2 separate regions of the Homo sapiens genome follow, and region 1 is linked to region 2. Evidence: read pairs that join two places in POLR2A ChIA-PET (ENCODE). Cell type or tissue: B cell. All regions are shown on one strand. Each heading gives the region's core, and the rest is flanking DNA. Links, peaks and the distances in the headings are about the cores only. Region 1 overlaps MSI2 (musashi RNA binding protein 2). Region 2 overlaps CUEDC1 (CUE domain containing 1).

Region 1 (2,907 bases), core at 195-2,694, 450 kb before region 2:
AGGGAAGGAATACTGATCTCCCTAATGCATCTTCCTTGCGAAACATGGAGCTGCTCAGGAAAGAAAGGGCCCGTGATTCAACAGTTGGGGAAATGTGGGTTCAACGGGCTCCCTTCCTGCAGACCTTCACGGAGCCTTTGATATGTAGTGATGAGCTTCCTGAATCTTGATCTGCATGCTGAGTTCCTCAGATGAGGTTAATTTGACCACAGGAGTGTGGTTCCATGGAACTAGTATTCCTTGGAATGTGCTTTGAGAAAAGTTGCCATAAAGACTATGAGTGTCAAAGGGATGAAGGAAGCAGGAGTTCAGGCTGAGGATGAGCCAGTGACCCCCTGCTCTGGCCGTGGAGGGGAGGGCATCACTAGGTGAAGCAAGCCCTCAGGAACAAATCTGCACCTGTGTTCTGAGCCCACTCCACTCTTGCAGGCCAAGACTGCCCACACCACACCAATGCAATAGACCCAGCTTCTCTGCCTCTCCAGGGAAAGCCGTTAGGGTACTGCAGGGAGGGGGTCGGTTTCGCCAACCAGGCTCATTCCCTCAGTCACCTCCCAAGGATACAGTGTCAGAATAACAGCTTCTGAAATGAGTTTTCTCCACTCATGCAAATTGCTCTCTGACTTTGAACACCCACGTGAGTAGAAGCAGTGTTTTGGCTGCCTGGTTGGTGGAGGAGGAACATCACAGGGTTATTTTTTCCCCTAGCAAATGCAGACAATACCCTCCCTCTAATCAACAGGTTCATAAGCGTTTGTCTGAGAACCAGAAATGAATTTACAAGGGGCTCTCTCCTAGCCTTGTGGAATTAGAGCAGAGATATTGCTTTCTTTTCACTTCAGTTAATCCAAATGAGCTGAGTCTCCTTTCTATAGGGAAGGGCAAAACAAAACAAAAACCTAACCCAGCAAAAACAAGGCTTTCTTACTGCCAAACTGGGGCTCCGAAAATAGTTTGGGTCATTGGAATCATGAAAGAAATAGTGTTTATATAACCTCTCTCTTGCAGAGAACTTGAAAGTGATTTCCTTTCGTTTTATGCAAATAATATATGGGATTTATATTACCCACTTTGTCAAACTCATCTTCCTTGTATGTGTTTGGAAAGCTTATTCACTGGTGGTCAGGCTTCTTGTTTTTCTTCTGGGTAGACTGCCTTTTAGACAATAAATTCTGAAGTCTTTGTTAATTCCGAGCTGGGAGGATACAAATGGCGGTCCATCCTGAGTGTGGGAAGGAGAATCAGTTTGAAAGAGCTCTTTTATCTGCACTCCTTAGACTTTTTAGTGTTGTTTCGGTTATTTTAGTGTATTGCCAGACTCACGGAGAACTTCGTTTGTCCAAAGCTCCACGAAGGCTGCAAAGATAAACCAAGCTGTCCATGTCCTTACTGGCAGGGATCACAGAGTCTAGTGGGTGAGAGAGTGACAGATACCATAATACAAGGCAAGTAAGTACTGGGTGCATGCAAAGTGCTTTGGGATTGTAAAAGAGAAAGAGAAAAAACCCAGCCAAGTAGGGAGGGGAAAAGCTGCCATCTGAGCTTCACTTGCAGGCTAGGTTACATTTCAGCAGGCAGAGGCAGGCAATATGGCCCTGAGCAAGGGAAGTACAGAAGTGGGAAGTGCAGGGGACTTCAGATCACGGGGTGAGGGAGGAGGCTCACTGAGAGAGAAGACCAGTACTGTGCTCTGTGGGGCCAGCTCATGAGACCGCAAAGATAGTAGCAGCTTTGATGCCAGGCTGGGAATTCTGCCTGCGCTGTTGGGAGCCAGTCACGTGTTCCACACAGGTGAGTGGCCTGTTCAGATTCTGTCCCTGTGTGCTCCATCCTAGTGGTACCTGGGAGTTGTCATCTCCGTGCCTCTCTTTTTTCTGTCCCCACATCTCCAGTTATCAGTCTTTCTATTGCACCCAAAAAAACTGCTTGCCTCTCTCCCTAGTTGTATGTGGTCCCTGTGTCCTCATCACTCATCCATCAAGTGACAAAACTCTTCTCTTAACCTTCAGCCTTGGCCTCCTCTGGTCTACCCTTTCCATGCTGCCAGAGGGATGGTTTTAAGCTGCACTGGCCATGTTCTTCCCCTGCTCAATACCTGGCAGCAGCCCTGTCATCTCCCCAGGAAAGCCTGAGCTCCTTGGTGAGGCTGATGAGGTCCTCCCAGGTGCAGGTGCACTCTCCATGCCTCTGCCTTCTCACGCACTCAGCTTTAACCACACCAAACTGGATGCACTTCCTCTCTCTTGTCTCTTTAAAGGGACTGTGTCTTCTGCTTGGAACTTTCCCTTTGTGAACTCCCATAGCCATCCCTCAGCCAACAGACATCTGCACGCATGCCAGCTCCCTCCCTCCCCTACCCGGTCTATTGGGTTGCGTCTCCCTCCCTCTATTCTCATAGTACTTGGTGCCCCCTCTGTGCACACAGCCCGGTGCTTTATGGTTACTTTTTGCCTGCCTGTCCATCATGTCACTAGATGGTGAGTTCCTCCCAGTGCCTAGCTCTGTGCCAGGCCAATGATAGGACCCCAGGAAATGTGTGTGGGAGAGATTAGAAGGAGAGAGCTGGAAGGAGGAAGACCCATTTGGAGCCCAGGGCAGCAGCCAAGCCACCTTCATTTGTCCCGACGATCATGCTGGTCCCAGAGTTGGCCTCATTCCTCCAGAGGGTGGTACTAAGATTACTGGAGAAAACAACCAGGGGGAAGCTCACTGGTATATAACAACATCAGCTCCCTTCTCCTCGTCCCAGGAGGAAATGATATTTCCATACATCCTAAACATCCGCCTCCTTGCAGCATCTGCGGAAGCTTGCTTGAATAATGAAAGATAATCAGCAATAGTTGAAATTTCCTATCCTTGGGCAGGTCTTTTTTTCCTACTATATTATGTATTTAAATACATAGACAT
Region 2 (2,907 bases), core at 285-2,784:
CCTGATAGTTCTCAGTGTTCTTACAGACATTACCCAGCCAGCTCAGCAACCCTGAACCAGCTAAACATGGACAACAGCTTTTTATTTTATTTTTAAATTTTATTTATTTATTATTTATTTATTTATTTATTTTTAAGACAGAGTTTTGCTCTTGTTGCACAGGCTGGAGTGCAGTGGCGCTATCTCAGCTCAGCGCAACCTCTGCCTCCCGGGTTCGAGCGATTCTCCTGCCTCAGCCTCCTGAGTAGCTGGGATTACAGGCATGTGCCACCACGCCCGGCTAATTTTATATTTTTGGTAGAGATGGGGTTTTTCCATGTTGGTCAGGCTGGTCTCGAACTTCTGACCTCAGGTGATCTGCCTGCCTCAGCCTCCAAAATGCTGGGATTACAGGCACGAGCCACCGTGCCCAGCCTTTTTTTTTTTTTTTTTTTTTTTTTGAAAAGGAGTCTCACTCTGTCACCCAAGCAGGAGTGCAATGGCATGATCCTGGCTCACTGCAACCTCCACCTTCTGGGTTCAAGCGATTCTCCTGCCTCAGCCTCCAGAGTAGCTGGGACTACAGGAGTGTGACACCATGCCTGGCTAATTTTTGTATTTTAGTAGAGACGGGCTTTCACCTTGTTGGCCAGGCTGATCTTGAACTCCTGACCTCAAGTGATCTGCCTGCCTTGGCCCCCCAAAGTGCTGGGATTGCAGGCATGAGCCACCATGCCCGGTCTAGCTTTTTATTTTTTTGAGACGAGATCTCAGTCTGGGTGAAGACTGGAGTGCAGTGGAACAATCCCGGCTCACCGCAGCCTTGAACTCCTGGGCTCAGGTGATCCTCCCACCTCAGCCTCCCAAGTAGCTGGGACTACAGGCACACATCACCACGCCCAGCTAATTTTTCAAATTATGTGTAGAGATGTGGGTGGGGGGAGAGGGTCTCACTATGTTGCCCAGGCTGGTCTCGAACTCCTGACCTCAAGTGATCCTCCCACCTTGGCCCCCCAGAGTGCTGACATTACAGGCGTGAACCATTTCGCCTGACCTGAACAGCTTCTGGACGTGTCTGGCCAGCTCATATCCCTCCTGTGAGGACCGCCTCTACTCCCATTCACAGGGGAAAGCTCCTACCCCCTGGTGCTGCGTGATCATGCCCTCCTGGCCCCAGCTGACTGGCCCAGTGGTAGACAGCTGATCCACACAAGCCCATCAGACTCTCTCCTCAGGAGTTCACATCAAGGCTCAGACACCATTCAGTAACTAAGGGTTACTGGAAAGTGGACGGGTGTATTTGGGAGCTGAGGGGCCATACCACCTGGTGCACATCCACAGCAGCAGCGGCGTCCTGCAGGTGCACCATGCAGACTCACTGAGAACAGCTGCGTCAGCCACCCCCACCACACCCCCACACACCCCCGGCACTTGGGAGACCAGGCACTTCCTCCTTTGAGTCTTCAATTCCCCTATGGCTTCAAATAGCTCGAGCTGGTTTCTGTTACTTGCCTTCAGTAGAGTCTGAACTGAGAGACAAGCTGGCATCACTATCCTCCCTGTACAGATGAGGAAAGAGGCTCTAGAGGTGACTAAATCAACATCATATAGTCAACATGTAATAAAGGAGCCGTTAAAAACCCTGCCATGTGACTCTTCTTCAGTGCCATCCCATGCCTCCTTCCCTGGATTAAAGGAAGTGGCAGGTATTCCATTTCTGTCAGTGTTTAAAAAAAAAAAAAAAAATGGTGGCACAGTAAGCGATTCAGCCAGAGGCACTCCAATGGACTGAAGCTGGAAACAAGAAATTCAAAATCCTCTCCTTTAGATCGGCAAAGACAGCTCTTCTCTCCTCTACATTTGCCAGCCTTCCTTGCAGTGAGGTCGGCCCCATGTGACCAGCTCTGGACAATGTGAATGGAAGTAACAGGTGTCAGTTTCCTCCATCTCTCTCCTCCCCTCCCGCAGTAACCTTGAAGGCCCTATATTCCAGATGATGTGGCTACAGATGGAGGTGCACTGCCTGACCTACAAGACTTTCCACGAGCAAAAAATAAACCTAGATGGTGTCAAGCCCCTGGGATGTCAGGATTTGATTATTCCTGCAGCATAATCCAGCCTCTCCTGACTAAAGCACAGGAATTTTTCAGCCTGGGCCCTTCAGCAGGATGCTGCATTCATTTGTTTAACATTCATCTGTTTAACAAATATTTCTGGAGCAACAGTGCCAGGTGCTGTCATGGGTATAATCAAGGGCACAGTAGTTTTTAAAAAAATACAATAACTACCCTTAGGAAGCACCCTATCTGGTGACTCATAAGCCCCACTTGGGACTAAAAGAAACAGTTCTACAGGTGCAAAGCAGAACTCCCACGCAGCCCCTGGCTAACCTGAGCCCCAGAGAAGCTAAGCTGCCAGGAGGCAAAGACAGCTTGTCCTAGTGACTCCAGGAGGGTGGCAGCCAAGAGTGAGTTCACACCAGGCTTTCACACCCAAGGCTCTACCAACTCTACTCCTGCCAGCCGTGTGGCTGTAGACAAGTGCTTCCCTTGCTCTGGGCGCAGACACATGGGAGAAGGCATCAAGGAGGAGTCATCAAGAGAGCAGGTGGCTGATGGAAAACAGAAGCCGCAAAAGACACCACTCATCTTCCCCACCCTCCTCTGCAGCCGAAATGTCTCCTCTGGGAATCATCTCCCTGTTTCATTTTAACTGGAAAAGTCCCCCATGACTGAGCTTTTCTCCCCCTATCCCACATAGCAGAGGACTGAGCAGAGAAGTCATTATTCTGTCAGGAACTGGTGTCTGGGTATAGTCTCCTTTCTTTATGCCAAAAGCTAGATAAAAGTTAGGTAGACAGGGTTGCCATATACAGTTATGCAGGCTGTTCACTACAACGTGCCCATCCAAAGGGGCAAATGGAGCTCA

What was found. Peaks named below come from ENCODE experiments on the same cell type or tissue, not always from the same donor. Only the 100,000 strongest peaks of a DNase experiment are listed, where the experiment ranks them.
Region 1: POLR2A ChIA-PET joins it to region 2 with 5 read pairs; 3 of 35 experiments call an interaction of 5 or more read pairs at or near these places.

What each region holds. Positions count from the first base shown.
Region 1 is chr17:57,485,499-57,488,405 of GRCh38, forward strand. All of the region lies in intron 6 of MSI2 (musashi RNA binding protein 2), which reads left to right. Among named protein-coding and RNA genes, the nearest start is that of MSI2-AS1, 120 kb to the right of the region's middle. RefSeq lists enhancers at 1-873, 465-524. In B cell, for the core only: no CTCF peak of the experiment used is centred there; a DNase peak (open chromatin) is centred at 1,623; H3K4me3 peaks cover 330 bases.
Region 2 is chr17:57,938,546-57,941,452 of GRCh38, forward strand. The region is part of intron 1 of CUEDC1 (CUE domain containing 1); the gene reads right to left. Among named protein-coding and RNA genes, the nearest start is that of CUEDC1, 15 kb to the right of the region's middle. RefSeq lists an enhancer at 2,747-2,806. In B cell, for the core only: no CTCF peak of the experiment used is centred there; DNase peaks (open chromatin) are centred at 1,386 and 2,358; H3K4me3 peaks cover 276 bases; H3K27me3 peaks cover 1,541 bases.